Linked DNA regions of Homo sapiens: regions 1 and 2 are each linked to region 3. Evidence: chromatin contacts called from ENCODE Hi-C or POLR2A ChIA-PET data. All regions are on one chromosome and are shown on one strand. Each heading gives the region's core, a stretch centred on a gene start or an enhancer-like site at or near the end of the contact. The rest is flanking DNA. Distances are from core to core; before and after follow the strand shown. Region 1 overlaps INPP5D (inositol polyphosphate-5-phosphatase D). Region 2 overlaps INPP5D (inositol polyphosphate-5-phosphatase D). Region 3 overlaps INPP5D (inositol polyphosphate-5-phosphatase D).

Region 1 (2,960 bases), core at 424-2,923, 86 kb before region 3:
CCCCCACGACTCAGGGGCCTGAAGACAGCCCCAGAACAGGGACTTCTGACAGCTCTTCTGGGGCTTCAGTGGGAGACCCCAGTCAGAGCCATGTGAGCTGGCCGCAGCCTCTGAGTAATTTGGAATTGTGCCGCAGCTGGGGGAATCTGGAGTTCAGGCATCAGCCTCTGCTCCGGAGATGACATGGCCTTTTTACATGGCCTGAGAGTTGGTTCCAATCAAAAGTTAATGCCAATGTGGGTCCAGCCCCCTGAAACCTGCCAACATCCTACCCCAGTCTCAGGAGAGAATGGTCCCTCTGCCTGCTTAAGACTGTCCTTTTAAAATTCACCTCGAGTGTCACCTCTGAGGGAATCTCCTAGGGGAGCCTCCAAGACGCCCCACCTCCTGTGATGGATCTGCCTGGCCTGGGACTCCCCTTCATTCCACCCCTCCCTCATGGTGCGAGAAAGAAACTCCACTTCCCACCCAGCATGAACAACTAATAAGCTCATAATAAGCTTGTACTCGAGGACACCCAACATCTCCACTGTCAATTTAGCTCCACAAAAGCAGTTTCAGTAGAAAAACAAATGAACAAAAAAAGAGACAGCGTCTCACTGCATCACCCAGGCTGGAGTGCAGTGGCATGATCATAGCTTACTGCAGCCTGGATCTCCTAGGCTCAGGTTATCCTCCCGCCTCAGTCTCCAGAGCAGCTAGGACTCCAGGCATGTGCCATCATGTCTGGCTAATTTAAAAAAAAATGTTTTAGGCTGGATGCGGTGGCTCATACCTCTAATCACTTTGGGAGGCCGAGACCAGTGGATCACTTGAGGTCAGGAGTTGAAACCAGCGTGGCCAACATGAGGAACCCCATCTCTACTAAAAGTACAAAAATTAGATGGGTGTGGTGGTGCACATCTGTAGTCCAAGCTACTCAGGAGGGTGAGGCAGGAGAATCGCTTGAACCTGGGAGGTTGAGGTTGCAGTGAGCCGAGATCATGCCACTGCACTCCAGCCTGGGCAACAGAGCAAGACTCTGTCTCAAAAAAAAAAAAAAAAAAAAAAAAAAAAAAAAAAAAAAAAAAAAAAAAAAAAAAAAGAAAGAGAAAAAGAAAAAAAAACAAGAGAAAAAAAATTTTTTTTTGGTAGAGATGGGATGTCACTATGTTTCCCAGGCTGGTCTTGAACTTCTGGGCTCAAGCAATCCCCCTGCCTTGGCTTCCTAGGTGCTGGGATTATATGTGTGAGCCACCACACCAGGCCAGAAAACCATTTTTTCTATAGCAAAGAAGAATGTGTTCCCACTAAGGTCTGGCTGAGTGTTTCCAATTCCACCCTCTGCTCTTTGCAGGGCCACAGACATGTCGAGTACTTCGTGTGTTCACAAGTGTATGATCAGTAGCCAATGGACCCCTCTCTATGCCTCTTTGTACTCGATTCTATGAACCAGCACTGAATAGGAAAACAAGCGTCAAAGAGGGGATCGGGGTCTTGGGGTTGCGTCCTAGGTGTGTTACTGCAGCCATGAGGCCATGAGCAAACAGCGCTTGGCCCTGCACCTGAGTTTCCTTCTTTGCAAAATCATGTGGTTAGACGAGCTGACCTCTAGATCCCTTCTGTGATCCTTTAGGGGAACTGAAACCATTTAGGAATAATAAGGCCACATACCCACTGCTGTAAAGTGTGTTACGAACCACCTTGAGCGAGAGCTTGCTCCTAGAGTGGGTCTCTTTCTGCATTTGGTCTATGAGATTCCTGCTTCCTCTGGTCAGGCCTGGCCATAGCTCTGCCACTGGCTGGTACTACTGGCCTAGTAAATGCAAATCTCCCTCTGGGGAATGCCTTGCTCTAGAATTACCTTTGGAAGAGTCTCACCAAACTTCACCACCAGCTCCCCCTCACTTCCTTCTTCATTTTCTCCTTCCTGACTCTTGACAAAACCTGTTGGAGGACAAAAAGGCTGGTTTTCAGAAAACAGAGCAAGAACCAGACAGAAAAGACTCCCTGGGGTCACCCCACCCAGACCTAGGAAGATGTGCTCTCTCCTTTTTTTTTTTTTTTTTTTTTTTATCTCGGGGCCTCAGCATCATTTAGGAGTCAGGCCTGCCGGGGATTCTGTTTTTGTGCAGGGATTGGTCATTTGCCAACATGGTCTAATTATTTTTAGGAAAATCAAAGAGATTCCCCCTCCTTTTCAGTTCCTCTTTGCAACAAACCAGGCAACAAAGAAATCATCACATCACAGGCAAAAAGATTAGGAAACTTGACAGCTCGTCCCACGCCACTCAAGATAGCAGCCTTTTGAAATTCTAATTTAAGCTTCCTAATATGCTGTTTCCATAGAAATGTATGGAACTGTCTTGATAGTTTATTAAAAACACCCGCACAAAAATCCTCATCATTTTTCGAACCGCTTTGACCCTGCTGGGTGAACTGGAGCTTGGGGACTCAGTGACAAAGGCCGCTCTAGCACCAGGCCTGGGCCCACCTCAGTTGGAGAAGGAGGCAGGGACCAGAGGGGCAGAACTGGCAGCACACGCTTCTTCCTGATTTCTGGAAGCATCCCAGCCAGGCCCTCACAAAATGCCCTTTTGAGGAGGTGATGCCCCCTTTTCCTCCCCCGATCACTGTGCAGACCATCTCAGCGAAGACGGCTGGACACACGCAGCTCTTCCCTAGCCATGAAACAGCTTTAGACAATCTGCCTAGAAATGTCACCCGGAAAGGGTGTTTCCTAAACACAGTTTGTGCTAAAGGCTGCTGGCTCAGGGGAGCCTGTCCATCTCCTGCTTGCTTTCGGACGCTGCAGTCCCCCCGAGAAAGACGCTGTGATCTCCAACGAGCAAGAGGGGCCAGGGCGACAACAGGCAGCTGCTGCTCAGGCCCTCACACCGGCTCTTTGAGGTCTGGACCTGGGCCCAACACTCTCTGGTTGAGTCAGAGCCCCAGCTTGCAGGGAACCTAGAGTGGGTCAC
Region 2 (2,700 bases), core at 48-2,547, 66 kb before region 3:
GTCGCCCAGGCTGGAGTGCAGTGGCAAAATCATGGCTTTCTGTAGCCTTGACCTCCCAGATTTAAGTGATCCTCCCACCTCAGCCTCCTGAGTAGCTGGGCCCACAGGCATGCACTACTATGCCATTTTTTTTTTTTTTTTTTTTGTAGAAATGGTACCTTCCTATGTTGCCCAGGCTGGTCTCAAACTCCCGGTCTCAGGAGGTCCTCCCACCTTGGCCTCCCAAAGTGTGGGATTATAGGCATGAGCCATCGTGCCTAGCAGGGTGTTTATATCAAATGAGATGATTCAAAGCATTCAGCACACAGCCTTGCTTAGGGCACACTCTTAGAAAGGCCTTGGTTGTTCTAAGGACTTTTTTTTTTTTTTGAGATAGAGTCTCGCTCTGTCACCCAGGCTGGAGTGCAGTGGCATGATCTCAGCTCACTGCAACCTCCACCTCTCGGGTTCAAGCGATTCTCCTGCCTCAGCCTCCCAAGCAGCTGGGATTACAGGTGCGCACCACCACATCCAACTAATTTTTGTATTTTTAGTGGGATGGGATTTCACCATGTTGGCCAGGCTGGTCTCGAACTCCTGACTTCAAGTGATCCACCGGCCTCGGCCTTCCAAAGTGCTGGGATTACAGGCGTGAGCCTACCACACCGACCAGCATTTGCTGTTTCTGTCCTGTGCTAATTATGGCTGGGAGCCATTTCAGGGGAGTGGAGGAGGGAGGCTGGCCCCAGGGCAGAGAGGAGGGGAAGGAGGGGAAGGAGGGGAAGGTGTGTGTGAGCTGCACAGCCCAGAAGCTGCCCTGCAATGGTCATAAAGCTGGGACTCTGGCCAGGCCTTTCTCCTCACCCCTCAGATGCCAGTCGCACTGCCCTTCTCAGGGAGGCCCCTGACCTCTGCTCTCTGCCCACGCCACACACTCCTTCGCCAGTGCACTCCCTCCCAGGAACTGGCTTCTTTTCCTCCCGTCTGCTCATGCAATGTGTGTCAGGTCCACATGAGCAGAGCTCCTGCCTGCTCAGAAGCTGACCCAGTGCCCAGCCCTGAGGCCAGGATGACCAGGAACTGGTCTGGCTGAGGGGGTGGTTTTATGTGGCCCTAGGAGGTCCGAGCATATTCTGCACAGCGGGGCAGGGGCTGGTGGGAGGGACTGGAAGCCCAGGGAGCGATGGAATCCACACCCGGGGCGGTTGCTGGGCAGCAGGAGGGCGTGGGCGCAGCCAGGATAGCCACGCCAGCCCCACCCTTCTACTGTGGCAGGAAGGAAGGGGGACGAGTGGGGGTGGACGCGGGCAGTTTGCGGTTTGTCAGCAGAAAAGTTGAGAGAGCTTTGCACGTTCGATTGCAGCAATTCTTCTATTTCCTGTTATCTCTGGGACTCTGTCCTGTTCCTGACTCCACTGACTCCAACCACCAAAAACCACTGGCCTCGCCCCTGATGCCAGCCCTGGAGCCCTGTGTGTATACCACCCCACGTGCACACACGGGCACACACACACACACACACAAACACACAGAGAGGCTCTAGCACTTATGCACATGCACTCGGACACCCACCCTCACATACCTAGACTCTCATAAACACACACTCACAAACACAGACACATGGACTCACAGATACTCACACACTCATAGATATGGGGTGGTACACTCATACATGGACTCACATACATAGACTCACATAAACACACTCACAAACACATGCATGGACTCTCACACACTCATAGATACGGGGTGGTACACTCACACACAGATGCACATAAACACACACTCACAAACACACATGCATGGACACACACACATAGACACTCACACACTCATAGATATGGAGTGGTACACACACACGGACTCACATACATAGACTCACATAAATACACTCACAAACACATGCATGGACACACACACACTCATAGATACGGGGTGGTACACTCACACACGGACTCACATATGTAGACTCACATAAACACACACAAACACACATGCATGGACTCACACATACAGACACTCACACACATAGATATGGGTGGTACACTCATACACGGACTCACATACATAGACTCACATAGACACACTCAAACACATGCATAGATTCACACACATATAGACACACACTCATAGATATGGGGTGGTACGCTCACACATTGACTCACATAAACATGCTCACAAACACACATCCATAAACTCTCACACACCTACACAGGCTCACACACTCACATGCACGCTGTCACTCACACAAACTCACATACACAGACCTACTCACACACACATCCTACACAAACACACAGGCTTGCACTCCTACACTTATGAAGACTTCTTGCCCTTGTTACTGCTCTCTGAAGCCAGCAACTCTCCACTGACACCAGCGTTTCCAGATCCAACCTGGTGCACAGGGACCGAGGGCAGGGGCCAGCCACCTCCCGCCTGTGCTTGTAAGGAAGGTCTCACTGGTAACACAGTCACTCCCATTCGCTTTCTGGGTTGCCTATGGCTGCTTTCCCACCAGAAAGGCAGAGAGGAATAGTGTTGAGTGGCCTGCAAAGCCTGAAATATTTACTGTCAGGCCCTTCCCTTTCCTGCAAAAGTTGGCCAATGCCTCTTCTAGGTTCTTGCTTCTTAAAATGGGTCCCACGGGCCGACCAGCAGCGCTCAAGTCGCCTGGGAACCTGTCAGAAACTTGGAACCCTGAGCTCCACCCAAGATCTACTG
Region 3 (2,789 bases), core at 192-2,691:
GAATGGGCAGTTTGACCCTGATCACACAGTCAAGGAAGCAGACCAGGCAGGTAGAAAAAACATCCTTCCCAAACCTGATCACAAGGAAGAGGTAAAACTGATTAACTTATAAATAAGTTAATATAATATAATGTAATTATAAATATAATATAAATAAATATAATTTATAATAAATAAATATATTTATATTATATATAATATATATTATTTATATAATATGCAATTACTACTTATATAATATGTAATATATAATATCTATTATATGTTATATATTTAATAATAATATAATATATAATTATATATTATAATTATTTAATAATTAATTGATTTTAATAATGTTATATGACATATATGTCATTATTAATTATAATATAATATATGATATATCATTATTAATTTATAAAATAACTTATAAATAAGAGTTTGGGGATTAAAAGAGCTCTAAATAAAAAGAAGTGATTATTAATCTGTCTGACTCCTAACAGGTGTGACAGGAGTCTCTAATAAAGACGTCTACAGTCCTAGAGGCAGGCAGACCTCGCCAGGACTTGGCAGATGTGAGCTGATAACACACATGCCCATGGGGTGCTGGCACTGGCTCCTACAGGCTCAAATCCCAGTTTTCCAGGAACCCCAAGAGCTGGTTGTGAATGCAGCCACTCTGGTGGGAGCTGTGGTTAGAGTGTCTCCACGGTAGAAATAGGCAAACACTACAAATCACGGGCTTGTTTTCTTCCCTGGAGAACTGGTTGTCCAAGGTTTACCATGGCATGTGGTCCAGTGACATTGACCCTTTTGGCAAAATCATCCCTTCAGTCCCCAGAGACCAGACCTCCTGATACACCCGCCTTCCCTTCTGCATGGCCCCCATCTCCAGAAAGCAAGTTTGGATCAGGAAGAAATGCAGTTAGCACAAGATGGTGAATGACTCGTTGGGGGCACACGGAGGGGATTACCGTTCAGTGAGGAACACTGAAAGATGGCAAAGGGCCAGACCACGACAGGAAGCTTCCGCCTTCTTTGAGGGGTAGGTGAGATTGTCTGAAACCAAGAAATGCCAGAAAGGGACAGTAACAGTGTTCTGGGTGGCAAGTGCAGTGACAAAAGTGAGCCCTCCAGCTCCCCAGTGGGGCCCACCCTGCCCTCTGGGGAAAGGAGGCTCTAACAGGAGCAGACAGGTCACACCTGCAAAGGAACTGAAAGTCACTGCTCTGAGGAACTGGGACCAAACCCCAAGGCAGAAAACAGGCTGTGACGACCCCAGCTTCCGTAGAACCAAGCCTCATCCCAGGGAAGAGAGAGAGCTCTGGGTGAGCGAGCTCAACCGGGGGTGCCCATGAGTCCATGGGGGATGCTGAGAGGAGAGAGCCAGGACACCTGAGGGCAGGCCAGGGGGAATTCTGATTGTCACCGGGAGTAACGTGGGCTGTTTTGGAGTTTACAGTGTAGTGAGCTTGACGTCCACCCCAGGCAAGAGGCTAGATGAGATTACTAACAGCATGATCTGTGAGGAGAGGCAAAGCAGGTGCTGGGCCTGGGAACCAGCAGGAGGTCACTGGGAACACACCAAGTCAACTAAACCTGTTTACCAGTGTGTGGTTGCTGGCCTCACAAGTTGGGTAATTAGTTGCGTCTGATGAATATCATAGCTCAGTGGCCTACAGCAGTCAGGCGGGTGATGTAAATGAGTGGAACAGGCTGCGAGTGAGGCGACAGGGCGAGGTGGGGATGGTGACACATCAAAGAGAACTGCCCCATTGAAAGGGAATGCTTCCACTCTGATATGGTTTGACTGTGTCCCCACCCAAATCTCATCTTGAATTGTAACTCCCACAATTCCCACGTGTCGTGGGAGGAACCCGGTGGGAGGTGATTGAATTATGGCGGCTCTGTTCTCGTGATAGTGAATGGGTCTCATGAGATCTGATGGCTTTAGAAATGGGAGTTTGACTGCACAAGCTCATTCTTCTCTTGTCTGCCACATGAGATGTGCCCTTCACCTTCCGCCATGATTGTAAGGCCTCCCCAGCCACGTGGAACTGTGAGTCCATTAAACCTCTTTCTTTTGTAAGTTGCCCAGTCTTAGGTATGTCTTTATCAGCTGCGTGAAAACAGACTAATACACGCCCCACCCCAGCTACATCACTGTGGAATAATCAAGGGTATCAGATCTTCAGATTTTTCAAGGAAAGCTGAAAATCCAGATTATTATGTAGAAATCTCTGAATTTTTAAAAATGCTTGTAACTGGTTCATAATTTTTAAAAATATGGGTTGGGTGAACAGAACACTAAATCCAACATAGGGGCCACCAGATTGTGATCTTTAATCTGATATCTATAGGTTTCCATAAAGCATTTTATGGGGTTCATTTGTGATTTTGTTGTTGTTGAAGAGCACAGGGAGAGAGATGGGCCTGGCTGAGGCCACACCAGTGTCAGTCCAGACATAGGCGTCTGTGCTGTTGGTTCCTCCTTTCATTCACATCAGCAATTCAGATAAGGATCCAGGAGGCAGGCCTTCCAATGTGGGGCTGCCATCCAGCTAGGAGGATGGCACACATGCCAGGTGCTAGAGCCAGGATGAAGCTGACCTCAATGGTCTGGAGTAACGGGCTGGTGTAGCCATGGGAAGTTTAGGACAAAACAATCTAAAGTTCCAAGTCTCGGCTGGGCACGGTGGCTCACACGTGTGATCCCAGCACTTTGGGAGGCCAAGGTGGGTGAATCACCTGAGGTCAGGAGTTCGAGACCAGCCTGGCCAACATAGCAAAACCTCGCCTCTACTATA

The links. Hi-C counts contacts between places; a loop is a spot of excess contacts on that map. ChIA-PET counts read pairs that join two places held with the same protein, here RNA polymerase II (POLR2A). Pooled maps may share reads with other maps.
Region 1: a map of OCI-LY7 shows a loop between it and region 3 (4-fold over the local background). The contact joins two enhancer-like sites. A Hi-C loop is called at or near these places in 2 of 168 maps with a recorded cell type or tissue (OCI-LY7 and astrocyte of the cerebellum) and 4 of 50 pooled maps. POLR2A ChIA-PET finds 5 or more read pairs at or near these places in 4 of 52 experiments (OCI-LY7, activated B cell, activated T-cell and 1 more).
Region 2: a loop to region 3 is called in a map of natural killer cell, with 2.0 times the contacts of the local background. The contact joins two enhancer-like sites. A Hi-C loop is called at or near these places in 2 of 168 maps with a recorded cell type or tissue (natural killer cell and transverse colon). POLR2A ChIA-PET finds 5 or more read pairs at or near these places in 5 of 52 experiments (OCI-LY7, WTC11, activated B cell and 2 more).

The regions. Positions count from the first base shown.
Region 1 is chr2:233,184,809-233,187,768 of GRCh38, reverse strand. It overlaps INPP5D (inositol polyphosphate-5-phosphatase D), which reads right to left. Exons shown (of 27, transcript NM_001017915.3): 21 at 1,844-1,926. Among named protein-coding and RNA genes, the nearest start is that of ATG16L1, 65 kb to the left of the region's middle. Within about 2 kb of position 1,673, at least 4 of the 41 ENCODE cell types and tissues checked have a DNase peak (open chromatin) inside an H3K27ac peak, as active enhancers do; they include OCI-LY7, where a contact is called at or near this core.
Region 2 is chr2:233,164,653-233,167,352 of GRCh38, reverse strand. The region is part of intron 13 of INPP5D (inositol polyphosphate-5-phosphatase D); the gene reads right to left. Among named protein-coding and RNA genes, the nearest start is that of ATG16L1, 86 kb to the left of the region's middle. Within about 2 kb of position 1,297, at least 12 of the 41 ENCODE cell types and tissues checked have a DNase peak (open chromatin) inside an H3K27ac peak, as active enhancers do; they include natural killer cell, where a contact is called at or near this core.
Region 3 is chr2:233,099,128-233,101,916 of GRCh38, reverse strand. All of the region lies in intron 2 of INPP5D (inositol polyphosphate-5-phosphatase D), which reads right to left. Among named protein-coding and RNA genes, the nearest start is that of INPP5D, 40 kb to the right of the region's middle. Within about 2 kb of position 1,441, at least 7 of the 41 ENCODE cell types and tissues checked have a DNase peak (open chromatin) inside an H3K27ac peak, as active enhancers do; they include OCI-LY7 and natural killer cell, where a contact is called at or near this core.